Regions from separate parts of the Homo sapiens genome. Here region 2 is linked to region 1. A link is an interaction called in ENCODE POLR2A ChIA-PET data of the cell type or tissue named here. Cell type or tissue: PC-9. All regions are shown on one strand. Each heading gives the region's core, and the rest is flanking DNA. Links, peaks and the distances in the headings are about the cores only. Region 1 has its middle 12 kb from the start of PPT1. Region 2 has its middle 8.8 kb from the start of CTPS1.

The links. ChIA-PET counts read pairs that join two places held together with the same protein. Peaks named below come from ENCODE experiments on the same cell type or tissue, not always from the same donor. Only the 100,000 strongest peaks of a DNase experiment are listed, where the experiment ranks them.
Region 2: POLR2A ChIA-PET joins it to region 1 with 10 read pairs; 2 of 35 experiments call an interaction of 5 or more read pairs at or near these places.

What each region holds. Positions count from the first base shown.
Region 1 is chr1:40,101,829-40,117,009 of GRCh38, reverse strand. No RefSeq gene overlaps it. Among named protein-coding and RNA genes, the nearest start is that of PPT1, 12 kb to the right of the region's middle. In PC-9, for the core only: no CTCF peak of the experiment used is centred there; a DNase peak (open chromatin) is centred at 9,239; H3K4me3 peaks cover 481 bases; H3K27ac peaks cover 3,383 bases.
Region 2 is chr1:40,962,998-40,978,813 of GRCh38, reverse strand. No RefSeq gene overlaps it. Among named protein-coding and RNA genes, the nearest start is that of CTPS1, 8.8 kb to the left of the region's middle. RefSeq lists a silencer at 3,543-3,837. In PC-9, for the core only: no CTCF peak of the experiment used is centred there; DNase peaks (open chromatin) are centred at 10,833 and 11,183; H3K4me3 peaks cover 727 bases; H3K27ac peaks cover 3,149 bases.

The DNA of each region.
Region 1 (15,181 bases), core at 4,835-12,834:
GTGGAGATTAAGTCAATAGTTGATCATGCCTACGTGATGAAGCCTCCATGAAAAATCCCTGAACTACGAGGTTCCAAGAGCTTCTGGATTGCTAACATGTATAAGTGCCTGGAAGGTGGCACATTAAGAGAGGACATGGAAGCTCCAAGCCCCTTCCCACAGCCTTGCCCTTTGCATCTCTTCCATCTGGCTGTTCATCTGTATACCTCATAACATTCCTCATAATAAACTAGTACATGTAAGTACAGCACTTTCTTGAGTTCTGTGAGCTGCTCTTGCAAATAATCAAACCCAAGGAGGGGATCAGGGGAATCCCCTTTTTATAGCCAGTACATCAGAAGTTCCGGAGGCCTAGACTTTTGACTGGCATCTGAAGCTGGGGGCAGTCTTGTGGGGCTGAGCCCTTAGCCTGTGGGATCTGACTCTAACTCCAGGGAGACAGTATCAGAATTTTTTTTTTTTTTGAGATGGAGTCTCTCTCTGTCACCCAGGTTGGAGTGCAATGGCGTGATCTCAGCTCACTGCAACCTCCGCCTCCTGGGTTCAAGCGATTCTCCTGCCTCAGCCTCCCGAGTAGCTGGGATTGCAGGCAGCTGCCACCACATCTGGCTAATTTTTGTATTTTTAGTAGAGACAGGGTTTCATCATGTTGGCCAGGCTGGTCTCAAACTTCTGACCTCAGGTGATCCACCCACCTCGGCCTCCCAAAGTGCTGGGATTACAGGCATGAGCCACCGCACCTGGCCAGTGTCAGAATTGAATTGAATTATAGGACAATCAGTTGGTGTCTACTGGAGAATTGATTTATGGGGGGTAGGAAAAAAGCAACCCAATCTGGTGTCAGAAGCATTTTGTGCTGCATTGAGTGTGAGATTAGGAAGAAAAGTTTGGTTTTTTCTATCTCAAACACCATCCTAATGGGTGTCAGGTGGTACCTCATTGTGGTTTTGATTTGCATTTCCCTAAGGATTAGTGATGTTGAGCATCTTTTAATCTACTTATCTGCCATTTGTATATCTTCTTTACAGAAATGTCTATTCAAGTCCTTTGCCCATTTTTGAATTGCTTTGTTTGCTTCTTTTGCTGAGTTTTAGAGATTCTCTATATATTCTGAATATTAATCCCTTACTAGATATATAATTTGCAAAAAAGGTCTCCCATTCTGTAAGTTGCCTTTTTTACTCTGTTAATAGTGTCATTTGCTGTGCAAAATATTTTAATTTTCATGAAATCCAATTTGTCTATATTTTATTTGGTTGCTTTTGTTTTTGGTGTCATATCCAAGAAATTATTGCCAAATCCAATGTTGTGAAGTTTTGTCCTATGTTTTCTTCTAAGAATTTTATAATTTAAGTATTACATTTAGGTCATAAATCCATTTTGAGTTAATTTTTGTATATAGTGTTAAATAAGGATCCAACTTCATTCTTTTGTGTGTGAATATTTAGTTTTCCTAAAACTATTTGTTGAAAAGACTGTCTTTTCCCCATTGAATGGTCTTGGCACCTTTGTAAAACAATTATTTGAACATATATGCAAGGATTTATTTCTAGATTTGCTATGCTATCCCATTGGTCTATATCAATCTTTTAAAAAACTAAATTATTATAAAATTTATGGAAATATCATAGTTGTACATATTTTATGTACATATACATATATAGTTGTACATATATCTATCTTTATGCCAGTACCACTACACTGTTTTAATTACTGTAGCTTTGTAGTCAGTTTTGAAATCAGGAACTGTGAGTCTTCCAGCTTTGTTCTTCCATTTCAGGATTGTCTTGGTTATCCAGGATCCTTTGAGATTCCATATGAGTTTTTTTATTTATGCAAAAAAGTCCTTGGGATTGTGATAGGAATTGCATTCAATCTGTTGATCTCTTTGGATAGTATTGACATCTTATAATATTAAATCTTTGGATTCATGAACATGGGATGTCTTTTCATTTATGTCTTCTTCAATTTTTTTCAGAAATGTTTTGTAGTTTTCATTGTCCAAGACTTTAATCTTCTTGGATAAATTAATTTCTACGTATTTTATTCTTTTTGATGCTATTGTAAATGGAATAGTTTTCTTAATTTTTTTCCAGATGGCTTATTGTTAGTGTATCAAAATGCAACTGATTTTTGTGTGCTAACTTTGTATCTCGCTACTTTGCTGAATTCATGTATTAGTTCTAACAGGTTTTTTTCTCGTTTAATCTTTTTTTGATGTTTAACATCAGAGGGTACATATACAGATTTGTTACAAAGACATTTTGCATGATTCTGAGGTTCGGAGTATGAATGAATCTGTCACCCAGATAGTGAGCATAGTACCCAATAGGTAGCTTTTCAACCCTTGCTCCACTCCCTCACTTCCTGCTCTTGTATTTCCCAATGTTTTGTGTTTCCCAGTGAACAGTATTTCCCATTGTTCCCATCTTTATGTCCAAGTTTACCCAATGTTTAGTTCCCACTTATAAGTGAAAACATGAGATATTTGGTTTTCTGTTTCTGCATTAGTTTGCTTAGGATAATGGCCTCCAACCACATCCGCGTTGCTGCAAAAGACATGATTTTATTCTTTTTAATGGCTGTACAGTATTCCATAGCATATATGTACCACATTTTTTAAATCCAATCCACATTGATAGGCACTTGGGTTGATTCAATGTCTTTGCTATTGTGAACAGCACTGTAATGAACATAGAGGTGCATGTGTCTTTTTGGTAGAATTATTTATTTTCCTTTGGGCACCTACCCAGTAATGGAATTGCTGGGTTGAATGGTAGTTCAAATATTAGTTCATTAAGAAATCTCCAGGCTGGGCATGCTGGCTTATGCCAGGATAATCCCAGCACTTTGGGAGGCCAAGGTGGTTGGATCACTTGAGGTCAGGAGTTTGAGACCAGCCTGGCCAACATGGCAAAACCCTGTCTCTACTAAAAATACAAAAATTAGCCAGGCATGGTGGTGTGCACTTGTAGTCCCAGTTACTCTGGAGGCTGAGGCATGAGAATCGCTTGAACCCAGGAGATGGAGGTTGCACTGAGCCAAGATTGCACCCCTGTACTCCAGCCTGGGCAGCAGAGCAAGACTGTCTCAAAAAAAAAAAAAAAAAAAAAAAAAAGAAATCTCCAAACAGCTCTCCACGGTGGCTGAGCTAATTTACATTCCCACCAACAGTGTATAAGTGTTCCCTTTTCTTTGCAGCCTCACCAACATCTATTATTTTTCGACTTTTTAACAAAAGCCATTCTGACTAGTTGAGATGGTATTTCATTGTGGTTTTGATTGACATTTCTCTGATGGTTAGTGATGATGAGCATTTTTTCATATGTTCATTGGCCATTTGTAAGTCTTTTTTTGAGAAGTCTGTTCATGTCCTTTGCCTACTTTTTAATGGAGTTATTTGTTTTTGCTTATTGATTTAAGTTCCTTATACATTTTAGATAGTAGACCTTTGTTGAATTCATGGTTTGTGAATATTTTCTCCCATTCTGTAGGTTGTCTGTTTACTCCTTTGATAGTTTCTCTTGCTATGCAGAAGCTCTTTCGTTGAATTAGGTCCCACTTGTCAATTTTTGCTCTTGTTGCAATTGCTTTTGAGAACTTAGCCATAAATTATTTGCCAAGGCCAATATCAAGAAGGGTATTTCCTAGGTTTTCTTCCAGGATTTTTATAGTTTTAGGTTTTACATTTAAGTCCTTAATCCATCTTGAGTTAATTTTTATATATGGTGATAGGTAGGGGTTCGATTTCCTTCTTCTGCATACAGATAGCCAGTTATCCCAACACCATTTATTAAATAGGGAGTCTTTTCCCCATTGCTTTTTTTGTTAGATAGGGTCTCACTCTGTCACCCACACTGCAGTGCAGTGGCATGATCACAGCTCACTGCAGCCTCTACCTCCTGAGCTCAAGCAATTCTTCACCTCAGCCTCCTGGGTGGCTGGGACTACAGGTGTGTGCCACCATGCCTGGGTAATGTTTGTATTTTTTCTAGAGTTGGGGTTTCACCATGTTGCCCAGGCTGGTCGTGAACTCCTGGGCTCAAGAAATTCTCCTTGCCTCAGTCTCTTCAAGTGCTGGGATTATGGGCTTGAGACACTGCGCTGGGCCTCATTGCTTATTTTTGTCGATTTTGTCCAAGATCAGATAGTTGTACATGTGTGGTTTAATTTTTGAGTTCTCTATTCTGTTTCCTTGGTTTATGTGACTGTATTTGTACCCATACCATGCTATCTTGGTTACTCTAGCCTTGTAGCATAAGTTCGAAGTTGTCTAATGAGATGTCTCTGACGTTTTTATTTTTGCTAAGGATTGCTCTGGTGATTCTGGCTCTTTTTCGATTCCTCATGCATTTTAGAAGTTTTTTTCCAATTCTGTGAGAAATGATGTTGGTGGTTTGATAGGAATAGTATTGAACTTGTAGATTGCTTTGGGCAGTATTGCCATTTTAATGATGTCGATTCTTCCAGTTCATGAGCAGGAATATTTTCCCATTTATATGTATCATATCTAATCTCTTTCAGCAGTGTTTTGTAGTTCTCCTTGTAGAGATCTTTCACCTCCTTGGTTAGGTATATTCCTAGGTATTTTATTCTTTTTGTGGCTATTATAAATGGGACTGTGTTCTTGATTTGGCTCTCAGCTTGAATGTTATTGGTGTATATATATGCTACTGATTTTTGTGCCCTGAAACTTTACTGAAGTCGTTTATCAGTTCTAGGGGTCATTTGGCAGAGTCTTTAAGGTTTTCAAGGCATAGAATCATATCGTCAGTGAAGAGATAGTTTGACTTCTTCTTTCCCTATTTTGGTGCCTTTTATTTCTTTCTCTTACCTGATTGCTTTTCCTAGGACTTCCAGTACTACGTTCTGGAAGATATCCTTGTCTTCCAGGACATAGTGGACATCCTTTGGACATCCTTGCCTTGTTCCAGTTCTCAAGGGGAATACTTCAGCTTTTGCTGGCTCAGTATGATGTTAGCTGTGGGTTTGTCATGGATGGCTCTTACTATTTTGACATATGTTCCTTTGATGCCTAGTTTGGTGAGAATTTTATCATGAATAGATGTTAGATTTCATCAGAAATTTTCCTGCATCTATTGAGATGATTGCATGCTTTTTGTTTTTAATTCTGTTTATGTGGTGAACCACATTCATTGATTTGCATATGTTGAACCAACCTTGCATCCCAGAAATGAAGTCTACTTGATCACAGTGGATTAACTTTTTGATGTGCTGCTGGATTTGGTTTGTCAATATTTTGTTGAGGATTTTTGCCTCTATGTTCATCAGGGATATTGGCCTGAAATTTATTTTTTTCTTTCTTCCTTTCTTTTTTTCTTTTTTTTTGAGACAGAGTTTCATCCTTGTTGCCCAGGTTGGAGTGCAATGGCACAATCTTGGCTCACTGCAACCTCTGCTTCCTGGGTTCAAGCGATTCTCCTGCCTCAGCCTCCTGAGTAACTGGGATTATAAGCATACATCATCACATCCTGAAAATTTTTGTATTTCTAGTAGAGACAGGGCTTCATCATGTTGGCCAGGCTGCTCTTGAATTCCTGTCCTCAGGTGATCCACTCGCCTTGGCCTCCCCAACTGCTGGGATTACAGGCATGAGCCACCGTGCCCAGCCATTTTGTTTTTTTTGTTCTTTTTCACTATGTCTCTGTCAGAGTTTGGTATCAGGATGATACTGACTTCATAGAATGAGTTAGGGAGGAGTCTCTCCTCCTCAACTTTTTGGAATCGTTTCAGTAGGATTAGTACCAGCTCTTCTTCGTGCATCTGGTAGAATTTGGCTGTCAATCCATCTGGTCCAGGGCTTTTCTTGTTGTTGTTGAAGTTTTGCTCTTGTCTCCCAGGCTAGAGTGCAGTGGCACAATCTTGGCTTACTGCAACCTCCGCCTCCCAGGTTCAAGTGATTCTCCTGCCTCAGCCTCCCAAGTAGCTGGGATTACAGGTGCCTGCCACCATGGCTGGCTAATTTTTGTATTTTTAGTAGAGACGGGGTTTTGTCATGTTGGCCAGGCTGGTCTCGAACTCCTGACCTCAGCCTCAGCCTCCCAAAGTGCTGGGATTACAGGCATAAGCCACCATGCCTGGCCCCGGGGCTTTTTTTGATTGGTAGGTTTTATGTTACTGATTTAATTTCAGAACTCCTTATTGGTCTGTTCAGGTTCTCAGTTTCTTCCTGGTTCAGTCTTGGGAGGTGTATGTTTCTAGGAATTTATCCATTTCCTCTAGAGTTCTTTAGTTATGTGCATAGAGGTGTTCATAATAGTTTCTAAAGATCTTTTGTATTTCTGTGGGATTAGTTTTATTGTCATCTTTGTTATTTCTGATTGTGCTTATTTGGATCTTCTTTCTTTTTTCTTTGTTAATCTAGCAAGTGGTGCATTACATTGATCTAGTTTCATATGTTGAACCATCCTTGCATTCTAGGAATAAATCCTACTTGGTCATGATGTATAATGTTTTTAATATGCTGCTGAATTTGGTTTGCTAGTATTTTGTTGAGGAGTTTTGCATCAATGTTCTTTAAAAAACATTGTTCTGTAGCTTTCTTTTTTTAATCTAGCTTCTAAAATTAGGGTAATTCTGGCCTCATAGAGTGAGTTAGGAAGTGTTCCCTCCTCTTCCAGGTTTTGGAAAAGTTTGAGAAGGATTGGTGTTTGTTCTTTAAATATTAGGTAGAGTTCACTGGTAAAGCCATCATGTCCAGGGATTTTCTTTGTTAGGAGACAATGTCAGGAGTTTTTTTTTTTTTAGACAGAGTCTTGCTCTGTCACCCAAGCTCTGGAGTGCAGTGGTGTGATCTTGGCTCACTGCAACCTCCACCTCCTAGGTTCAAATGATTCTCCTACCTCAGCCACCTAAGTAGCTGGGATGACTGGCATGCACCAACACACCTGGCTAATTTTTTTATATTTTTAGTAGAGATGGGGTTTCACCATGTTGGCCAGGCTGGTCCCGAACTCCTGACCTTGTGATCCACCTACCTTGGCCTCCCAAAGTGCTAGGATTACAGGCTTGAGCCACTGCGCCCAGCCAAGATTTTTTATTACTGATTCCACCTCTTTATTAGTTACGGCTCTGTTCAGATTTTTTTTTTTTTGAGACAAAGTCCCATTCTGTCCCCCAGGCCAGAGTGCAGTGGCATGATTATAGCTCACTCACTGCAGCCTCAAAGTCCGGGGCTCAAACGATCCTCCTGCCTTAGCCTTCTGAGTAGCTGGGACTACAGGCATGTACCACCATGTCCAGCTAATTTTTATTTTTTCATAGAGACAGGACCTCACTATGTTGCCCAAGATGGTGATTTGCATTTTTTAAACTTTAGCCTGTCTAGTGCCTATGCCCAACTTTCTTCCTGTGCTAGAGGCTACAGAGCTTCAGCCTGGGCTTCTTCAGTAGCTGCAGATGGGTAGACTGCAGGCTCCCTAGATCCTCCTTCCATGTTTTCCTCAGACTAGATTCTGGAACTGCTGTCCTTTGAAGGATTTGTGTATTTGCAATGTCTACCTTTGGTGATCATTCAATTATTAAATAGGAACTTGTCGGGCACTAACCTTGTGCGAGATCCTCTGAACACCAAGTGAATTAGACCTAGCCTCTGCTTTTGAGAACTTGCTAGTCTAAAGGTGAGACAACGAGGTAAATAGATGGGTGCAGATACTCTGAATAAGTTGAGGACAGAGTGGGTAAGAGAGAACACAGGAGTAGGTATCTAGGAAAGAAATCACGCTTGAGATGAGGATTAGAGGACATGGGCAGTTCTTTTCAGAATCAACAAATTTTAAACAATCAAAAGTGAGATTTAAGTTAACTATCAGGTAATTTATTCAAGCGTTACATTAAAAACAATTTAAGAAACCAATTGGTACAAATGGGTTTTTATTCTTCCACCTTTATAAAGGTATCTGGTACTGGTAACTTTTGCTCTAACGCTGAAGTGTGAGAACGTCTCTCTAAAGAAGTAGTGGTTTGCCTGGGGGAGGACTCCTTGAGAGAACATTTAGCTTGAGAGAAAGTAGATCAGACTTGCATAAAAAGAAGGATGGGACAAAAAAAAAAGTGGCAGCTTCACTCAGGAGTAATTCATGTAATGCACTTCACCGTCATGATGGAGTCAGTTTTGGGGTCATCAGACTGCCTGACTACTCCCCACCCATGCATTCTACAAAGAAGCCTCCCTGATCATGTGGTTCTCCTGCTCGCATAGAGCCCATGATTAAGGAATAGGCCTAGAGGAAAAATACACATGTAGAAGAAATTCATGCCATCTCTCTGTATAGGAATCTGAGTGGGCAGCCAAACATTCAAAGAGAAACAAACAAACAAACAAACAAAAACAAAATAGGTTCCCTAAAAAGCAATAAGACTTATCATCATTAAAAATAGATGTTTGGCTGGTCATGGCAGCTCACGCCTGTAATCCCAGCACTTTGGGAGGCCAAGGTGGGCGGATAACCTGAGGTGAGGAATTCGAGACCAGCCTGATCAATATGATGAAACCCTGTCTCTACTAAAAATACAAAAATTAGCCGGCGTGATGGCATGCACCAGTAATCCCAGCTACTCGGGAGGCTGAGGCAGGAGAATCGGTTGAACTCGGGAGGCGGAGGTTGCAGTGAGCCGAGATCACACTATAACACTCCAGCCTGGGAAACAAGAGCAAAACTCCATCTAAAAAAAAAAATACAACAAATGTCTTCAAAATTGGCTGGGCGAGGTGGCTCATGCCTGTAATCCCAGCACTTTGGGAGGCCAAGGTGGGTGGATCACCTGAGGTCAGGAGTTCAAGACCAGCCTGGCCAACATGGTGAAACTCTGTTTCTACTAAAAATACAAAAAATTAGCCGGGCATGGTGGTGGACTCCTGTAATCCCAGCTACTCAGGAGGCTGAGGCAGGAGAATCGCTTGAACCCGGGAGGCAGAGGTTGCAGTGAGCTGAGATTGCGCCACTGCACTCTAGTCTGGGCAACAAGAGCAAAATTCCGTCTCGAAAAAAAAAAAGTCTTCAAAATTGTAAGGGAAAAAGAATAGCACCCTAGAATTCTTGCAGAGAAACAGAGCCAGACACTTGTTAAAGGTAGTAAAGACAAATATTCAGTGCTATTGTAATAGGGAAGAGAGGTTCAGTAAAACTGAGCTCAATCTTAATGCAGCAAATACAGCTAAGGATTCATAGCCAACAGGTAGATTGGATGAGTCAGGGGATAGAAATTTATTAAGAGGAGACATCAAGGGTAGGGAGGTTCTTGGTAAACCGGCCTAACGGGATTCTTGCTAGAGGCAGGCAAAGAACTTAGATATCAATGGAGGGGAATGAGGATCATGATCAAATATCGTTGGCGATCAGATTTCAAGGATGAGGGGATTCTCTCTAAACTGACTTAGCAAGGTTGCTCTAAAACTGGGTAATGCAGGCTGAGGACAGACCCAAAGATTAGGGCCTGCCTTCAGTTGAAAAGAAGGCTCAGAGGAGCCTGTCTAAAGTTTGGTCAAAGAGAGAGTCTTTGTCAGAATTTGATACGTATCCACACATACTGCCAAACAATATAAAGGCAGAGTAAGGAATATGTCAGAACTCAGAATGTTTAGTGCTACACACTCTATGTGGAAAATCACCTAAAGATAGACTTTAGCAAAATGGAAATGGAATCTAACAAAGAGGACCCTATGGGATATAAGTAATAGAGGTATATGACCCGGCAAAGTGAAGAAAAGTTGGGGGGAAGACATAAAAGACCTATTAGTTTTTTTTTTTTTTTTTTGAGACAGAGTCTCACTCTGTCGCTCAGGCTGGAGTGCAGTGGCTCAATCTCAGCTCACTGCAACCTGGGCCTCCTGGGTTCAAGAGATTCTCCTGCCTCAGCCTCCTGTGTAGCTGGGATTATAGGTGTGCATCACCATGACTGGCTAATTTTTGTATTTTTAGTAGAGACGGGGTTTCACTATGTTGGCCAGGCTGGTCTCGAACTCCTGAACTCAGGTGATCCGCCCACCTCGGTCTCCCAAAGTGCTGGGATTATAGGCATGAGCCACCGTGCCCGGCAATCCATTAGATCTTGATGTGTGGAAGACTCCCTTTTGAGTTACAAAGTCTTAGTGACACAGTAATATATTTCCATCACTAAGGGTTTAATCATATCTCTTGGCTCTAGAGCAAATATACAGAGGATTATAATATGGTAAATTCTGGGTTTGAGTTTTTAGTTTTTTGTCCATCTATATACAAATCACAAAATATTTTTATTCCCAGAAAATAATATAAACATTACACTTTTTTCCCCCACCGAGATGGAGTCTTGCTCTGTGGCCCAGGCTGGAACACAGTGGCAGGATCTTGGCTCACTGCAACCTCCGCCTCCCAGCTTCAAGCAATTTTCCCTTCTCAGCCTCCTGAGTATCTGTGATTACAGGCATGTGCCATCACACCCAGCTAATTTTTGTATTATTAGTAGAGACAGGGTTTCACCACATTGGCCAGGCTGGTCTCGGACTCCTGACCTCAAGAGATCCACCTGTCTTGGCCTCCCAAAGTGCTGGGATTACAGGCGTGAGCCACCACACCCAGCCAATATTACACATTTTTATTATATTAACAAAAATTTAGAGATGGAAAGGAGAGGTGGAAAGAAAGGCAAGTTTTCTCATTTCTGTGTCTTTCATTATGGGGAGATATAGTTTAAAGGTGGTAAATCAATAAATAATTAAATTAATTGAATCAAATTAAAATAATTATATTAATGATAAATATTAGGAAAACTAAAAAGCAGAAATTGTTAACAGAATTGCCTCTAGGGTGTAAGACTTAAGAAATGTGTAGAAAAACAACACAAAAATAAAATAAATGTGGAGGAAAAGAGACTTTATTTTCTCTTTTGTGCCCTTCATAAAATGTAAATATTGCATGTGTGTATGTACATACCTGGTAAAAATTTTCAAAAACTTGAAAAGTTGTCTTAATGCTGTGAAAAAAAAATAATATTCTTTTCCATTGGGCAAGAAAATAGATGAAAGCGGCCAGGCCTGGTGGCTCATGCCTATAATCCCAGCACTTTGGGAGGCCAAGGCAGGTGGATCGTCTGAGGTCAGGAGTTTGAGACCAGCCTGGCCAACATAGTGAAACCCCATCTCTACTAAAAATACAAAAATTAGCTGGGCGTGGTGGTGTGCACCTGCAGTCCCAGCTACTCAGGAGGCTGAGGCAGGAGAATCTCTTGAACCCAGGAGGTGGAGGTTGCAGTGAGCCGAGATTGAGCCACTGCACTCCAGCCTGGGTGACAGAGTGAGACTCTGTCTCAAAAATTTAAAAAAATAAATAAATAAAAAAGAAAGAAAGAAAAGATATATAAAAGCATTTTCTCAAAAGTTTTTACTATAGATGGCATGTCTAATATAACTTACTCACTTTTATGATCAGTTCTGTAGCCCTGAACAGTTAACAAACCAAGAAATCTTAATGTTGCTTTTTATCCACTGCTGCCACAAGGTAACAGCATCATAGTCTTTTTTCATGGCCCAGATAATAAAAGTAGGTTGTTTGGCAGTCCAAAAGTATTTACTCTTAATATATCTAGTCACTTGGTGAAATTTCTGCTCATTTTATTGAAAAGCCAGTAAGTCTCTAGATCTTGCTTATTCATAAGTATGCTTTTTAATAGCAAGCAACTTTATTCTCATGTCAAAAAAGAAAATTGAAACCGATGAGCATTCAGATACTTCTCTATGTTCCCATTGTTCCTTGAATTATAGTCTATTCAGGGAACTGATATGCATCTTATTAACTCTCAGTACTAGTTAGGTTGAAATTCAGGCTTTGCAATTTCTCACTTCTTATTACTAAAATTAATAAGCTTCAGTGGCTGCTTACTAAAATAACAGTCAAGAATTGACTTACACTGAGAGAACTTATTTGTCTCCCACTAAATGGTTCCTCTTTAAACCAAATCCAGAGGAAGTAGGAACTCTGTAGGTATTTTTCTACATGGATACTTTTAACTATTTGATTTGAAAATGTTGTGGGGCTCTGGGAGGTCAATGGAAGACATGGAACAGAACTTCAGCTTTGTGGGGTGGGTTGCATTTGTTTAATACAGATAAAGATGGCAAGCCTGTTCCAGATGGTAAAATGATTTGGGCAAAGGAACAGCAGCAGGAATTTTCAGGGAATACTGTTTATATTAATATATTAATTGTGTTATTATTAAATGTGGGAAGTAGGTTTGGGAAGATAGTTTGGATTCTCATTTTGAATACAAAAGCTTGAACTACATCCTGAAGACTAGGGAGAAGTGTTGAAGGTTTGCTCTACGCTTTATTTTAAGAAAAATCAACTTATTGTTCTTGTGAAAATAATATGTTTTCACTGCAAATCATCTAAGCAATGCAAAAGAAAAAGAAAAAACCCCCTGAAATCTCATTATTTGACAATTATACCTCAATAAAGCTGGGGGGAAATATTTTTTTAAAAAAACAACTCCTAAGTCCAACCATCTAAAAATAGTCACTATTAACATTTGATTAACATCATTCTAAATATCTTTTTATGCTTTTATATGGATAGAATGATAGATAAATAGGTATATAGACATAGGTACTTTAAAAAATTGTATCATAAGGTGTGTTATTAAAAAATAAAAAGTATTAAATTCAAGTTTACTTGAATTTAACAGAATTGAGTTAAAGTTAATTGAATTCTGTTAATCCTGAATTCTAATTTAAGTTAATTGAGTTAAAGATTCAAAAATTCAAGTTTACTTGAATTAAATAAACTTAAAGGAATAAAAAGGAAAAAAGGAACAAGTATAAAAAGAAATTTTAAAATCTGGACTTCAAATAAGGGTTAGGAAAAGTGACTTTGACATTATGTTGTTTTGTTTATTTGAAGTTTATTTAATTTTATTTAATTTAAATTTAATTTTATGAGACAGGGTCGTGCTCTGTCATCCAGACAGCAATGCAGTGGCATTGCAGCCTTGAACTCCTCCCACCTCAGCCTCCCAAGTAGCTGGGACCACAGGTATGCGCCACTACACCCAGCTAATTTTTTAGGAATGGGGTCTTGCAATATTGCCCATGCTGGTCTTGAACTCCTGAGCTCAAGCAAATCCTCCTGCTACAGCTTCCCTAGTTGCTGGGATTACAGGCATGGGCAACTGCCCAGGTCTGGTTTTTTAAGAATACGTTTTAAATTAGAATCTATTGTAAGCCCAAGGAGAGTGCACTCGTACTATACTATCTTCCATTACCTCCCTCCACAGGGCCCAATATTTCTTAGTCATACTATTTTACATTGTTAATTCATATAATATGTACATGGTATAAAGCAATGATTCACACAGGTATTCAGTATTAATTCTGTATTTAAACAGATTCAATGATCATCACAAATCCTTTTCCCAAGACTTCTTAATTATTGAAGTCTTAATTTTGCCCTATTTCTTAATTGGCTGAATTTCACTTTCAAGCATTTTCTCAAGAAGAATTTGAAAGAGCTTTTTTTTTTTTTTTGAGATGGAATTTCACTCTCGTTGCCCAGGCTGGAGTGCAATGGTGTGATCTTGGCTCACCACAACCTCCGCCTCCCGGGTTCAAGCGATTATCCTGCTCAGCCTCCTGAGTATCTGGGATCACAGGCATGTGTCACCATGCCCGGTTAATTTTGTATTTTTAGTAGAGATGGGGTTTCTCCATGTTGGTCAGGCTGGTCTCAAACTCCCAACCTCAGGCAATCTGCCTGCCTCGTCCTCCCAAAGTCCTGGGATTACAGGCGTGAGCCACCATGCCTGGCCAGAGAGAGCTCTTTCCTATGCATTCTTTTGTATTTGTGGGAATCTGCCTAGTATCTTTATTTCCAAATGACATCTTGGCTGGGTATAATATTCTTGGATCATACTTTTGTTCTTTCAGAATTCCGTAGCCAGTGCTCCATTGGCTTCTGTCTCTGGAATGTTGCTGTTGAGAAATGTAAGGATAGCCTGAGTTTTTTTCCTTGTAGGCATTCTACTTTTTCTGCCTGGTTATCTGAAGTTCAATAAGTTAATTACAATATTTTTCAGGACAGAATATTCTGTATCAAAGTGCTTTCTGTCTTGACCTTTCAAGCTGTAGATTAGTACTTCATTTTGGGGCAAACTTTTGTTTTTATATTTTTGAATACTTCTGTTCCATTTAATGAGTTCTCAATTTCAGGGACACCAATAACTTCTGTCTTCCATATCTATAGATTTCTATCTGATTGTTTTAATATCTTTGTGTTTTCATCTACCATTATTTTGATTATTTAAAACCATTTTCCATATCAATAGTTCCATTTCTAGGAGTGTAAAAGTCTTTAAAAAAGAAAAGAAAAAACTAATTCCACTCCTAGCCATGTCTATTTGGTTCCTTGTTTTCAGGTATTTATTAGTCTTTGGATTCTCAAATGTGCAACTTCCCTATTCATCTCCTTCCGTTGTTTTATTATCTTGGTTTTGAGTTCTTATTCTATTGAGCTCATTTTCTTGTCTTTTTTTTAGAGACAAGGTCTTGCTCTGTTGCCCAGGCTGGAGTACAGTGGCACAATCATAGCTCACTGTAACCTTGAACTCCTGGGCTCAAGAAATTCTCCTGCCTCAGGGTCCCAAGTAGCTAGGATTACAGGTGCCCAGCACCATGCCTGGTTAAATTTTTTTATTCTTGTAGAGACAAGGTGTTGCTATGTTGCCCAGACTGGTCTTAAACTCCTGGCCTCAAGCAATCCATTCACCTTGACCTCACAAAGCACTAGGATTACGTAAGTGTTAGCCACCACACCTGACCTGAGGTCATTTTCTTAATAAATTGTTCTACAGCTCAAAGCACTTGGGGTGAAGTTTTTTGTTTTTCTATTTGTCTCCAGAATTGCTTTCCACTTTATTTGAAACTTATTTGTTTTTCCTACTGAACTGCAGTTAGAAGAGTGTTATTTTATGCAGTATGCAGTTTTTCTATGATTTTTATGCTTGTCTGAAGAGGGGAGAGGGCTGCTCATGTGCAGCCTTTGTTAGAATACCTAAGTTCTGCAATCACTTCTGAGGTTTTGTTAAGTGTCTATTCCAAAGTTCACCCCACTAATGGCTGGTGTAGTCCATTTCCATGGAAAAGATAGCTTCACTTTTTGGAACTTCTCTCAGTTCAGCATGTTTTCCTGAG
Region 2 (15,816 bases), core at 3,853-11,852, 860 kb before region 1:
TAGGCCGGGCGCAGTGGCTCACACCTGTAATCCCAACATTTTGGGAGGCCGAGGCAGGCGGATCACAAGGTCAGGAGTTCAAGACCAGCCTCGCCAATATGGTGAAACCCCGTCTCTACTAAAAATACAAAAATTAGCTGGGCGTGGTGGTGGGTGCCTGTAGTCCCAGCTACTCAGGAGGCTGAGGCAGGAGAATAGCTTGAACCTGGGAGGTGGAGGTTGCAGTGAGCCAAGATTGCACCACTGCATTCCAGCCTGGGCGACAGAGCGAGACTCCTTCTCAAAGAATAAATAAATAAAATAAAAATAGTAATAATAATTTTTTTTTAAAAGTGAGGCAGAAGGAAAAGCCTGTGTACAAGCCCAAAGAGGCCGGCACAGCTGAATTGGAAGGCCAGTCTAGCCAAGTCCACAAGGGCCACAGGAAGCGAGATTAACATGAGATTAGGTTGAAGAGTTGGGTAGGGCCATACGGTGAAGAGCATTATAGACCAAGTAAAGGCTTCTCTTTCTCCTAGGGATAGTGGAAAGCTGTAGAAACTTTTGAGAGGCTTTTGACCTTCCTTTGAATAGTGAATATATGTACATGGTTATAATTTTTCCCCAAACACTACACAAGGGTATCCATGAAAAGTAAATCTCTTATTTCTGTACCCCAGTGTTCCTGTTTTGTTCTCTAGAAGCAGTCTGCCACAAGTTCTTAACTATCTTCACTGAAGGAGTTTTAAAAAAAAAGATGTGATGGGATCAGATTTGTGTTTTAGGAAAATCATTGAAGCAGATGGATTCCCAGAAACCAGGTCAGGAGGCTCCTGCAGTGGCCTCTTTTAGAGGCTTCTGGCTCCTTCCAGATCTGGATCACCAGTGCTTCAACCCTGACAACCTGCCCATGCTGCATTCAGCTCCAAATCTAAAAAATGTTTGGAATGCCAGGCATAGTGGCTCACACTTGTGATCCTGACACTTTGGGAGGCTGACACAGGGTGGGAGGATTTCTTGAGTCCAGGAGTTCAAGACCAGCCTAGGCAATATAGTGAGACCCCATCTCTACAAAAAATACAAAAATTAGCTGAGCATGGTGGCACGCATCTGTAGTCCTGGCTACTCCAGAGCCTGAGGCTGGAGGAATGCTTGAACCCAGGAATTCAAGGCCAATGGGAGCTAGGATCCCACCACTGCACTCCAGCCTGGGCAGAGTGAGACTCTATCTCAAAAAAAAAAAAAAAAAGTTTGGGTTGTCTTTGAAGGTACTCTACAGCCACATCTTCTTTCAAGAAGCATTTGATGTTTATCAAAGTGCCTGGAACATAACAGATGCTGAGAACATACTTGCTGAGGTAATGAAGATGCTATGGGAGATGGAAAAATGAGCCATTCACCCAACCACTCCTCTGAATGACCACTTGACATTGTCTTCTTCCTCAAAGCTCTTCCATCTCCTCCCCCATATTCTCCTCAGCTGGTGGTCTTGCTTCCCATTTCACGAGAAAATAGAAGCCATCAGTAGATTTTTCATATCCACCAACCACTTTTATCTGCGCACAAGCTCTGCGTTGTCTCCTGTTACTGTGGACAAACTGCCCACACTCCCAGAGGTCAACCTCCTCTTTGCTCCAAGTGCCATATCCATTTGTCAACTCAAAGAATGTCTAGTATGCAAGTGCCATATCCTTTCATCAACTCAAGAATGTCTAGTAGAATGTCCCTTCCTGCGTCATCAGTCTTTCCCTGTCTAGTAGATCTTTTCCACTACCGTGATGCAAACATGCTGCAATTTGTTCCATCTTAAAACCCCTCTCCTGACTCTATGCCATTCTCTAGCTCCCCCTCCATTTCTGTTTCACTTTTCAGCACAACTCCTAAAAAATGTTGTTTGTACTTTGCTGTCTCAATTTCTTCCCTCTCTTGAACTCATTCCAATCTGGATATTTTGCTCATATAATTTCACTGAAACTGATCTCGTCAAAAATTAACCTCCATGTTCTCAGACCTCTTCTTTGTACATCAGCCTAGACTCCAATCTCTAATGTCCGTAAGTCCCAAATAAAGACAACAGTGGGCTGGGCGCAGTGGCTCATGCCTGTAATCCCAGCACTTCGGGAGCCTGAGATGGGTGGATCACAAGGTCAGGAGTTCGAGACCAGTTTGCAAATATGGTGAAACCCCGTCTCTACTAAAAATACAAAACTTAGCCAGACGTGGTGGCAGGCGCCTGTAGTCCCAGCTACTCAGGAGGCTGAGGCAGGAGAATCACTTGAACCTGGGAGGCGGAGGTTGCAGTGAGCCAAGATTGCACCACTGCACTTCAGCCTGGGCGACGAGCGAGACTCCGTCTCAAAAAAAAAAAAAAATAGACAACAGTGTGGCTGTATGTGCATGGCATGAATGCATATGTGTGTGTGCACGTGCGCATGTGTATGTATTTACATATTTGGGCTGCTTCTCTCCCCCACCATAGGCCCAGTCTCCTTTTGGGCTCCTAGGTGCAGCTATACAGCCCCAGAGCTGCCCCCAAACTGACCACTTCCCTAAGAGCATTTGTCACAGCTGATCATTTCCTCCTTAAAAGGTGGGTGTCCTTTACTTGGCTTCTAGGAAACCACTTGCTGTTCATTTTTTCCTATTTCACAGGTTTCTCCTTCTAGATCTCCCTACCTAGATCCTCTTCCTTTTCCTCTATCCTGAACTATAAACATTGCCCCAAGCCTCAGTTCTAGGATCCCTTCTCTCTAAAGTCATTATCTAGTCATTAAAACCATCTGGCCCAGACGCAGTGGCTCACGTCTGTAATCTCAGCACTTTAGGAGGCCGAGGTGGGCGGATCACAATGTCAGGAGTTCAAGACCAGCCTGGCCAACATGGTGAAATCCCGTCTACTAAAAATACAAAAATTAGCTGGGTGTGGTGGCGCAGGCCTGTAATCCCAGCTACTCGGGAGGCTGAGGCAGGAGAATCACTTGAACCCTGGAGGCGGAGGTTGTAGTGAGCTGAGATTGCACCATTGCACTCCAGCCTGGACAACAGAACAAGACTCCGTCTAAAAAACAAAACAAACAAAAAAAATCCTTATTCTGACTACTCCCAAATTGATGTTCCCAGGCTGGATGTGTCCTGAACCCCAAGTTCTCTTCCAAGCCCAGGTCCTGAGGTGAGCCAGGCGCCTCGCCTACACGTGGGCCAACTCTATGATCCCATTGGTGCTCTAGAGCTCCCCGTGGGATCAGGCTGAGGCAAACTTCCTGAAAAGAACCAGTCTGTATTTTAGGCTTTGTGGGCCATATGGTCTCTTGCAATCACTCAACTCTGCCTTCATAGTGCAAAAGTAGCCATAGATAATATATCGATTAAATGAATGTGACTTATTTCAATAGAACTATAGCTGTGTTCACAAAATACTCTTTTACAGAAATAGAGCTTGGGTCTGAAGGCCAAAATGTGCCAACTCCTGAGCTAAACACATATCTTTGTCTCACTTTTTCCCCGCCCCATGCTCCCCTCGCTCCCTCACAGTCTTCACCTGAGGTTATTCCTCAGTCACTCGCTGACTCAAGAACCTACCTCCGGCTTTCTTCCTAGGGAACCCAGGCTAAGACAGGGTGCCTCCCGCACATTCCGTGGCACACCCAGTGCTTCCTCTGAGGCGTTTATCACAGCCTGCTGAGATTGCCTGTTCACTTATCTGTCTCCTCCATACCAGATTGGAATCTCTTTGAGGTTACTTAGCCTTTCTGTGTGTCACTTTCCTTATCAAGTACGTCTTGTGGACCTTTTAGTAACCAGCATCTAGCATCTGTAACTCCCACTACTACCCTATAATGCAAGTGCTGTCATTATTACTATATTACAGACGATGGAGCCAAGACTGAACACATGTAAACACCTTCCTGAGAGCACACGCGAAGGTTTGCTTTGGATTGTCTTTCTGTTTCTGTCCCTCATTCTGCCCATCATCAAGTCTTGCTTATTTTTTCTTCTCCAGGACTTCCTCGAGCTTTCTACTTTTATATGAATACGCTGTCACTCTAGTCTGGCATTCTAATGGATTATCTGGTTGAGAAATGGGGCAGGAGGGAGCCTACAACTAGTGATAGATTTGTTGTTTTTTTCCCAGATTGGGGCTATTTATGTTTTATTTAGTTTCTAATAGATATGTAAATGGCGTAAAATTCGAGTGTTAAAAAGGAATACACAGTAAAAGCTCTCCTTCCATACCTGTTCCCCAGCCACCCAAGTTTCCTCCCAGAAGCAACCACTATTACCAGTTTCTGGTTTATCCTTCAAGCACACTCTGTGCATATGTAGATATTCTTTTTGGCTGTATGTTATTTTAATATGACTGTATGATGTTGGATTTTCATCACTTGAGCTAGCTGTAATTATGTTATTTAGTGAATTTGTTGGTTTATGTCCTCACTTTGTTCAAGAAAGGATTTAAAGCCACTTGTGTGTGTGTCTACAAAATGTGAGCAAAAAATGAGGCAAAGGAAAGGAAGAATAGGAATTTTTCATCTTAATGACACTCCATTACCTTCAGGATAAAGTCAAAACCACACTGTGATGTATGAGGCCATGCAAAAATTGGCCTCAGTTTACCTCTCTAGCCACATCACCCACCCCATGCTCCAGCCACAATGATTCTTTCAGTTCTCTGAACATGCCATGTATTCTTTTCCACATATGAATCGTTGCATAGACCTCTGCTGGCTCTCACCTACCCCCCTGCTTCCTGCCTTTTTCTTGCTAACATCACATCACATCTCAACTTGGTCTTCACTTCCCCAAAGTAATTTTTTTGGGCAGACTCTCTCCCTCATTTGGGGTTAGCACTTCTCTCCCATTCTTTTATTGCTGCTGGGACGTCCCAGAGCATAGCACTTACCAAATTATATTTTAAGGGAGGCAGAGGGGAAGGTGGTGGTTAATGGGTACAAAAAATATATAGTTAGAAAGAATGAATAAGACTTAGTAGATTGGGTGCAGTGGCTCACGCCTGTAGTCCCAGCACTTTGAGAGGCCGAGGTGGGTGGATTGATGGAGTGCAGGTGTTCAGACCAGCCCAGGCAACATGGCAAAACCCCATCTCTACAAAAAGTACAAAAAAATTAGCTGAGCCTGGTGGTGCATGCCTGTTGTCCCAGCTACTGGGGAGGCTGAGGTGGGAGGATTACTTGAGCCACAGAGGCAGAGGTTGCAGTGAGCCAAGATCATGTCACAGCACTCCAGCCTGGGTGACAGAGTAAGACCCTGTCTCAAAAAAAAAAAAAGACTTAGTATTTGATAACACAACAGGGTGACTATAGTCAGTAATAATTTAATTGTACATTTTAAATAACTAAAAGTGTATAATTGGGCTGGGCGCCGTGGCTCACGCCTGTAATCCCAGCACTTTGGGAGGCCGAGGCAGGCGGATCACAAGGTCAGGAGATTGAGACCATCCTGGCTAACACGGTGAAACCCCGTCTCCACTAAAAATACAAAAAATTAGCCTGGTGTGGTGGCGGGCGCCTGTAGTCCCAGCTACTGGGGAGGCTGAGGCAGGAGAATGGTGTGAACCACTTTGTTCAAGAAAGGATTTAAAGTCACTTGTGTGTGTGTCTACAAAATGTGAGCAAAAAATGAGGCAAAGGAAAGGAAAAATAGGAATTTTCTATTTTAATGACACTCCATTACCTTCGGGATAAAGTCAAAACCACTCTATGATGTATGAGGCCATGCACAAATTGGGAGATGGAGCTTGCAGTGAGCCGAGATCGCGCCACTGCACTCCAGCCTGGGCGACACAGTGAGACTCCGTCTCAAAAAAAAAATAATAATAATAATAATAATAATAATATTGGATTGCTTGTAACACAAAGGATAAATCCTTAAGGGGATGGATACCCCATTCTCCATGATGTAACTGTTACACATTGCATCCCTTTATCAAAGTATCTCACGTACCCCATAAATATATATACCTACTATGTACCCACAATACATTTTTAAAAGAACAAATTTTATTTTAATAATCCACTTCCTTGCCCAAATCTCCCACTTGTCTACAAGCTCTGTGAGGTCGGGGACCTGTTTATCTGATTTTCTGTGATACGCCCAGTGCCTAGCTGCTTGTGGCACACAATAGTCATTTGTTACACAAATAAATGAGTCCAGAAATTCAATTAGATCACAAACTCTTTCGAGAGGAGAGTCACAAATTTGACTAACTTCCTAGGAGCCAAAGTGAAGAGGATCAATGTGACTATACAACAATTGCTCAGGAGGAATATCACTTCCTCAAATAACCCTTCATTGACCCCAGGTCCCTTTACCAGCTCCAAGTCCTCACTAATTTTCCTAGCAGCATTTATCAAAATTCTAACAATTGGTGGAGTAATTGGGTAGTTGTTTTCTGTCTTCCCCACCAGTCTGTATTTCATTTACGAGTATATCCCCAGCAGCTCTCATATGGCTGCATGTAGTAGATGCTCAGTAAATGTTTATTGAATTAATTAAAAGGACAATTATTTCTGCTACTGAGCTCAGAAATCAGTTCCCCCTGTGAGTCTTCATGGAGAGGATATAGGATATACAATGTAAGGATGAAAAGTCTCAATAGCATTTATACAGCAGACATACAGGCAAAGGTCACAGGCCTGTTCCTTAGAATGACTTCCTTTTTTTTTTTTTTTTTTTTTTTTTGGAGACGTAGTTTCACTCTTGTCACCAAGGCTGGAGTGCAATGGTATGACCCTGGCTCACTGTAACCTCCACCTCCCAGGCCAAGTTCAAGTGATTCTCCTGCCTCAGCCTCCAGAGTAGCTGGGATTGCAGACACCTACCACCATGACCAGCTAATTTTTTTGTATTTTTAGTAGAGACGTGGTTTCACCACGTTGGCCAGGCTGGTCTCGAACTCCTGACCTCAGGTGATCTGCCAACCTCAGCCTACCAAAGCTGGGATTACAGGCGTGAGCCAACATGCCCGGCCTAAGATGACTTTCAATAAAGGCTGGTGACAGTGTCACTGCATGTGATTTTGTTGTTCTCCAACCTGATTGCTGGGGAGATTTGAGGGGCAGTGAATTAAATACTACACTCTGAGAGATACATGGAATGATGCTACTCTGAACATCAGGTTAAATTGAAAGGCTGTCAACAAGCAGATGAGCTTGGGGGTAAAATTCATATTCTCCTCAGAACTAATTGATGTCCTTTATAGGGAACATGATGAAATGTCAGAATAATCTGACAGAGACATCTGTTTCATATAGGGCCTATAATAGTGTATATTACTATTATATATGAACATACAGTATAATTATACACGAGTACCTCAATAGCACATTTAAGGGAAAAATGTAGTAAAAGAAAGAAATGGCTAGGCGGGTACAGGATTACATGCCTGTAATCCCAACACTTTGGGAGACTGAGGTGGGCAGATCACCTGAGGTCGGGAGTTTGAGACCAGCCTGACCAACATGGAGAAACCCCGTCTCTACTAAAAATACAAAATTAGCCGGGCATGATGGCGCATGCCTGTAATCCAAGCTACTCGGGAAGCTGAGGCAGGAGAATCGCTTGAACCCGGGAGGCAGAGGTTGCAGTGAGCCGAGATCGCACCATTGCACTCCGGCCTGGGCAACAAGAGCAAAACTCTGTCTGAAAAAAAAAAGAGAAAGAAAAAGCCACTTTTTAAAATATGCTGTCAAACATAAGAAGGAATTCTTAGTTGAAAAATAGACCATAGTTAACATCACCATACAACCCATATTTGGTGAGCTAGTTCTGATTTCTTGGAATGTAGCTATTGTTAATAAAATGTGTACATATGTAACTGTGATTTTGTTATTGTACCCCTATGAGACTTACTGAAAATAAATGGGCTAGGCACATTTACAGTGCCTGTAATCCCAGCACTTTGAGAGACCTAAGTAGGAGGATTGCTTGAGCCCAGGAGTTTGAGACCAGCCTGGACAACATAGTGAGACCTCATTTCTTCAAAAACATTTTAAAAAAGATTAGCCAGGACTGGTGGCAAGTGCCTGTAGTCCCAGCTACTCGGGAGACTGAGGTGGGGGATCACTTGAGCGCTGTAGTGAGCCATGATCACACTACTGCACTCCAGCCTGGGTGATAGAGCAAGACAAAAAAAAGAAAGAAAGAAGGAGAGAGAGAAAAGAAAGAAGAAAAGAAAAGAAAGAATAAGGAAATGAATACTTTTTAGATCATATATTCTGACTTTAGGGTTCAAAAACACATGGCAAACAAGACTTGTTTCAGCAACCCCATCTGTGAGAACCCCTCCAAGCCTCTCTGGCTAATTAGGTACCCCTCACCTGATCTCCAGAACCGCCTCTTTTTTTTTTTTTTTTTTTTTTTGAGACGGAGTCTCACTCTGTAGCCAGGCTGGAGTGCAATGGCGCGATCTCAGCTCACTGCAATCTCCACCTTGTGGGTTCAAGCGATTCCCCCACCTCAGCCTCCTGAGTAGCTGGGACTACAGGTGTGCACCACCATGCCCGTCTAATTTTTTGTATTTTTAGTAGACACAGGGTTTCACCATGTTGGCCAGGATGGTCTCGATCTCCTGACTTTGTGATCCGCCCGCCTCGGCCTCCCAAAGTGCTGGGATTACAGGCATGAGCCACTACACCCGGCCCAGAACCGTCTCTTTATTCCTTTGCCGCAAGATTTAAAACATCTTATTGAGATGATCTGCACTTGCCACTTTCTAGATCAAAAGAAAGAACTGCCCCTTTTCAGCTTCAGTAGCCCCAAGAAGGGGTGGTAAAGCCTCCATAAAACTTCCATAAGCCGGGCCGGGCGTGGTGGCTCACGCCTGTAATCCTAGCACTTTGGGAGGCCAAGGCGGGCAGACCACGAGGTCAGGAGATAGAGACCATCCTGGCTAACACGGTGAAACCCCGTCTCTACTAAAAATAAAAAAAATTAGCCGGGTGAGGTGGCAGGCACCTCTAGTCCCAGCTACGCGGGAGGCTGAGGCAGGAGAATGGCGTGAACCCCAGGAGGGGAGCCTGTAGTGAGCCGAGATCATGCCACTGCACTCCAGCCTGGGCAACAGCGAGACTCCGTCTCAAAAAAACAAAACAAAAAAAAACTTCCATAAGCCCTGGGAGAACCACCTCAAACATACAATCAACATAAAAACTGCACTCATTATGCAAACAGAGCTTCAAGCTTCCACCACCCGCTTCCAACCAGACTGTGGTTGGAAAATCTTCAGAAAGATTTTCATCCAGCAAGCCCTTAATGGAGCCATAATATGTGCATAAAACTCAATAGTTATAATTTCAAAATCTAGGGCCAGCCACAATACATTTTTAAAACTCAATAGTTATAATTCTGGGTCTCCAGATATCTGTATCCAAGATCTATCTAAGAGATATTGCTGCCTCCAAGAGCAACAACTCATGCCCCTGTCATGAGTACGATGATCATGTGAAAAACACCTTTTAAATCTGTGAGAAAATATGGACTCATAGGGTATCCAACAACTCCCACGTTTATATAATTAGCACCTTGATTCCTGTTGTACATAATGAGAGGGTTTTTTTTGTTTGTTTGGTTTGGTTTTTGTTTGTTTGTTTGGTTGGTTGGTTTTGAGACGGAGTCTTGCTCTGTCGCCCAGCCTGGAGAGCAGTGGCTCGATCTTGGCTCACTGCAACCTCCGCCTCCCGGGTTCACGCCATTCTCCTGCCTCAGCCTCCCGAGTAGCTGGGACTACAGGCGCCCGCCACCATGCCTGGCTAATTTTTTGTATTTTTAGTAGAGACGGTGTTTCACCGTGTTAGCCAGGATGGTCTCAATCTCCTGACCTCGTGATCCGCCCGCCTCAGCCTCCCAAAGTGCTGGGATTACAGGCGTGAGCCACTGTGCCCAGCCCATAATGAGAGTTTTTTAAATGACCCAACCTTTTAAAATAATTGCATTCAATATATATTTAATCTGAACTCAAGAGGATATGAAAAAAACCCCACCCATCTGTTTGGAGATTTAAAGACCTGGAAAGACTGACAAGCATGATGTGATGGAGATGATGTGTTCTGGAGAAAGAGGTTTAGGAATGGTTTATGCTGTAGTTTTGCCGTTTAAAAAATTTTATATTTTGTAAACTTTTTTTGAAGTATAACAGAAATACAAAAAGTGTAAAATCATAAGTGTACAACATGATGAATCTTTATGTATTTAGCCACACTCATGGAACCAGTACCCAGGCCAAGAAACAGAACATTGCCCACACCCAGATGCTCCTACTAGTTCCCCTTCCAATTACCACTTCCCCAAGCATAAACACTACCTTGACCTTGAATACCATAGATTAGTTTTCTCAAGGCTCTTTTTACAGCTAAACTTAGAATAGTATGGTCATCTATTAAAGTTCTGAGAATCTTTTTTGGGGGGGTGATGGGGGATGGAGTCTCGCTCTGTCGCCCAGGCTGGAGTGCAGTGGCACAATCCTGGCTCACTGCAACCTTCGCCTCCCGGGTTCAAGTGATTCTGCCTCAGCCTCTCGAGTAGCCGGAACTACAGGCGCATACCACCACGCCTGGCTAATTTTTGTATTTTTAGTAGAGACGGGGTTTCACTATATTGGCCAGGCTCCTGACCTTGTGATCCGCATGCCTCTGCCTCTGTCTCCCAAAGTGCTGGGATTACAGGTGTGAGTCACTGCGCCCAGCTGAGAATCATTTAAGAATAGTAAAATTCACAACATTTTACTTGGCTCCTTTAAGTTGTACATGTTTCCTCTCTCCCTCCTGCATGCCAGATCCTCTTCCTTTTTAGGTAAACATTATCTTCCTCTGATTCTCATTATGCAAACAAAGCAAAGGAGTCTGCAGAACGGGTATCTTTTTCGTTGATTCATTTACCAAATATTTATTGGCATTGCTCATATTCCAGGCATTGTTGCAGACACCAGGGTTACAAAGACAATTACAGTACTGAGAAAGGAGCAGTACAGTAGTGGAGGAAAGTGGTGGGGTGCTTTAGGACTCATAGAAAGGGCACCTAACACACCCACAGCACCAGAAAAAGCTTCCCAGAGAACTGTCTCTAAGGATCGGCAGGCATCAATATAGGGAAGAAGGGAGGCCAGGCTGGCAGGGTAGGGGTTTGGGGGGTACAATAGAGGGAGGGGTGATCATGTGCTGAGTCACAGAGGCAGGAGGCTCAGTCTGTTTAGGAAACTGCAAACAGACTGGGCCTGGTGACTCTCACTTGTAATCCGAGTACTTTGGGAGGCTGAGGTAAGAGGATCACTTGAGGCCTGGAATTCAAGACTAGCCTGGGCAACATAGCAAGACTCTGTCTCTGCAAAAACACTAAAAATTAGCCAGGCATGGTGGTGCATGCCTGTAGTCCTGTAGTCTCGGGTACTTGGGAAGCTGAGGCAGAAGGATGGCTTGAGCCCAAGAGTTTGTAGTTACAGTGAGCTGTGATGGCACCACAGCACTACAGGCTGGGCAACAGAGCAAGGCTCTGAAAAAGAGCAACTCTAAAGAAATTTAAATTTTTTCTTTTTTTGAGACAAAGTTTCGCTCTTGTTGCCCAGGCTGGAGTGCAATGGCATGATCTCGGCTCACCACAACCTCTGCCTCCCAGGTTCAAGCGATTCTCCTGCCTCAGCCTCCCAAGTAGCTGGGATTACAGGCATGCGCCATCATGCCCAGCTAATTTTGTATTTTTAGTAGAGACAGGGTTTCTCCATGTTGGTCAGGGTGGTCTCGAACTCCTGACCTCAAGTGATTTGCCCGCCTCGGCCTCCCAAAGTGCTGGGATTACACGCGTGAGCCACCACGCCTGCCTTAAATTTTTTTTTTAATTTAAAAAGTTAAAAGAAAACCAACAACAGCAAACAGCCTATTGCATACGAAGGAAGACAGAGTGTTGAGAAGACTTCTGGGTTAAGATGGTAGACTGAACAAACATTGAATTTCCCTCCCCTCTGAAACCTCACTAAAACTATAGCAACGTTTGAAAAAAACATAGATCTCTAAAGGCAGGGAGAACAGGAAAGGTGACAGGAGTAAAACTTCTGGAAGCAAGAAATTAGATGAATGAATGAAGACTGAGTAGACTAAATAAATAAATAGCCAAAACCCCAGCCAGCAGTGGAGAAAACTGAGGATCACTTTGATTTACACGGCTGGGATGAAGGATTGATAACAGGAATTAGACTTTGCGCAGCTGAGGAGATTATGGTCTGGAGTGGGGAAATAGGGGATCAAAGATGGGGTGAGTCACAATCCTGAAGAACTATCATGGTGGATACATTGGAGCGTGCTGGGAAATCTAAGAAGCCAGGTACGTTCAGCCACTGAAAGGGGGAGCTTGTGGAGAGGTCTTTGGGAAACTGTAGCCCCTATGTAGCTACCTCTTGAGTGAGTCCAAGCCTCTGGTGGCAGGCCTGGGGCCACTGTGGTCAGCAGGCCCAGAATTGGGAAAGAGGTGCTGAATGTGGGGCAGAGGAAAGTAAGGACAAGCTGGAGCCCACCAAACACCTCTGCATCTGTCTGTCACCAAATCTCCCCTTCAGGAAACAATGGCCGTTCCTTCACTTCCACCTCCCCATTCTCATCCCAGTTCCTCTGTGGGCCAGATCCCACTACATAGGGAGGGAGCTTCTGACAAATATAGTTCCTGCTTAACCAAGTGGAAAATAAAACTTGGACCAACACAAGCAACAAGACAGAAGCAGCTCAGGCCCTGCCACCAAGGAGCAACCATACCAGACCCAGACTCTGCTCACGCGTGGACACTTGGGCAAGAGAGAAATAATTTCTACCTTGCTTAAGCTACTGCAAGTCTGGGTCTCTGTTTTTTCGGCTGAATGCATATCCCAACTAAAACACCATCCACGTTTCCACTTGTAACTGTCATGTTAAATTTCCAATCCTTCCAGGTTGTAGATCTGCTACTTGCCTTTCTTTCTCTGGCAGCTTCTGGGCTTCCCATTCTGGTTGGCAGAGTCCCGCACCCACAGCCAGTGATAGACCAAGCCTTGCTACTGCTCACTCTCAGGGGCTGCCGCAGCCCTCACCTAGGTCTTTCTTCCAGGCAGAAGAGAAACTGCCGCCCCTTGTGCCTTCCCTCAGGGCGCTGTCCTCATCCGCGTGGTCAAGGCTGGGTTCCTGCCATGTCTGCGTTTACATCTCCGCAGGAATGAGGAGAGAAAGGAAGCAGAGGAAGGACAATTTCCTCTGAAGCAAGTAACGGAGAAGTTTTCCACTCCCCTTCTGTCACATTTAGGCAGAGGGCCACATCTTAGCCGCAGGGAGGCCATGAAATGTAGTCCCTAGCAGGGCGATCACCTCCCGAGGTCGAGTCTATCGGTGTGGGAGGAATGGAGAATAGATTTGCTGAGACAGGTAGAAGTCCACTGCAGCCTGACCCCACCTCAGGCCTAGAGGACAATCACTCTTTTCTGCTTGCCACAGCCCACTTCTGATAACAGTCCCTCCCCATCCCAGATTCCATTTAGGGTCTAGCCAGAGATTTCTCTCCCAAAACATAAGTTAAATTAGCTGGTGTGGCGGAGGCTGTCATCTCCTTGCCCATGTCCTCAGTCCTCCAGGGCACATCACCCTGTCCAATTCCATTCCTGAAATCTTCACCTCTGGCTTTCTGTGGCTGCCAGAGCCTGCTGTTCCCACAGGACAGGCCTGATGAGCTAGGGAATTAACATCCCTCCCTGAGCCCAATTCACTTCTGTTCATCTCCACCAACCCAAATGCAGGCCCACCTGTTCCAGACTCTGTGCCAGGCACCCAGGAGACAGATTAAGCCTCAGCTCCCTTGAGCACATGCCGTATGCCAGATGCAGTCCTGGATGCTTTACCTATGCCCATCGTTTAATTCTCCTGACAGCCCTTTAAGGTTGTTTCTCTCCTCTCCATTTCATGGATGAGGAAACTGAGGCTTAGGAAGGATAAACACCTTCCCAAATCCCCAGCTTATAATCAGCAGAGATGGGGTTTGAACCTCCATCTATCTGTCTGTCTCCAAAACTGCTGCTGTTTTCAGCTGTCTAATGACAGATGCTACCTGACCCCAGAGCCTCTAGTCTGGGAACTGGGAAATAACAATACATGTCAAATGCAACAATAAAAGTACTTAAAACTAGATAGATGATGGTTTCTTTTGCCTTCTGCTGGGCGGATGCATTCTAGTGATGAGCTACAGAGACACGCCCTCATCCCGGGACTACTTAACAGTTGTATTGTGACCTGAGAGGGAAATAAAATTCTGTTATGTTTTTTGTTTTTTGAGACGGAGTCTCACTCTGTCACCCAGGCTGGAGTGCAGTGGCACGATCTTGCCTCACTGCAACCTCCACTTCCTGGGTTCAAGCGATTCTCCTGCCTCAGCCTCCAGAGTAGCTAGGGTTACAGGCGTGCACCATCACGCCCAGCTAAATTTTTTTTTTTTTTTTTTTTTTGAGACAGAGTTTCGCTGTTGTTGTCCAGGTTGGAGTGCAGTGGCGCAATCTCAGCACACTGCAACCTCCGCCTCCCAGGTTCAAGTGATTCTTCTGCCTCAGCCTCCCGAGTAGGTGGGATTACAGGTGCCTGCCATGCCCCACTAATTTTTTCTATTTTTAGTAGAGACAGGGTTTCATCATGTTGGCCAGGCTGGTCTCAAACTCCTGACCTCGGGTGATCTGCCCGCCTCAGCCTCCCAAAGTGCAGGGATTACAGGCGTGAGACACCATGCCCGGCCGCCCAGCTACAATTTTTTTTTTCTTTTTTTTTGTATTTTTAGTAGAGACAAGGTTTCACCACGTTGGCCAGGTTGGTCTCGAACTCCTGACCTCAAGTGATCCACCCGCCTTGGCCTCCCAAAGTGCTGGGATTACAGGTGTGAACCACTGCACCTGGCCATAAATTCTGTATTTTTAAGCCACCATTATCTTGAATCTTTTTACAGCAATCAAACTATTTTAACTCAGTGCTTTCCAACATTTTTCACACCATGGGACATGTGGAAAATGGTAGTGTTTATACAGCACATTAGGATAAACTCAAGATTTGGGAATGTCTATAAAAGATTTGGCAAAGGCCGGGCATGGTGGCTCACGCTTGTAATTCCAGCACTTTGGGAGGCTGAGGCGGGCGGATCACAAGGTCAGGAGTTCGAGACCAGCCATGGCCAATATGGTGAAACCCTGTCTCTACTAAAAATACAAAAATTAGCCGGGCATGGTGGTGGGCGTCTGTAGTCCCAGCTCCTCAGGACGCTGAGGCAGGAGAATCACTTGAACCTGGGAGGTGGGGGTTACAGTGAGCCAAGATCGCGCCACTGCACTCCAGCCTGGAAGACAGAGTGAGACTCTGTCTCAAAAAATAATAATAAAAATTAAAAAAAAAAAGATTTGGTGAAAAGACTAATTACATTTTCTGTCTTTTTTTTTTTTTGAGATGGAGTCTTGCTCTATCACCAGGCTGGAGTGCAGTGGCGTGATCTTGGCTCACTGCAACCTCTGCCTCCCGGGTTCAAGCGATTCTCCTGCCTCAGCCTCCCAAGTAGCTGGGACGACAGGCGTACGCCACCACATCCAGCTAATTTTTGTATTTTCATTAGAGACAGGGTTTCACCATGTTGACCAGGCTGGTCTTGCTCTCTTGACCTCGTGATCCACCCACCTCAGCCTCCAAAAGTGCTGAGATTACAGGCATCAGCCACTATGCCCAGCCTCTATCTTTATATTTTTAAGAGACTAGTCTCTCTATATTGGCCAGACTGGTCTCAAACTCCTAGCCTCAAGCAATTCTCCCACCTTGGCCTCCCAAAGTGCTGGGACTACAGGCATGAGCC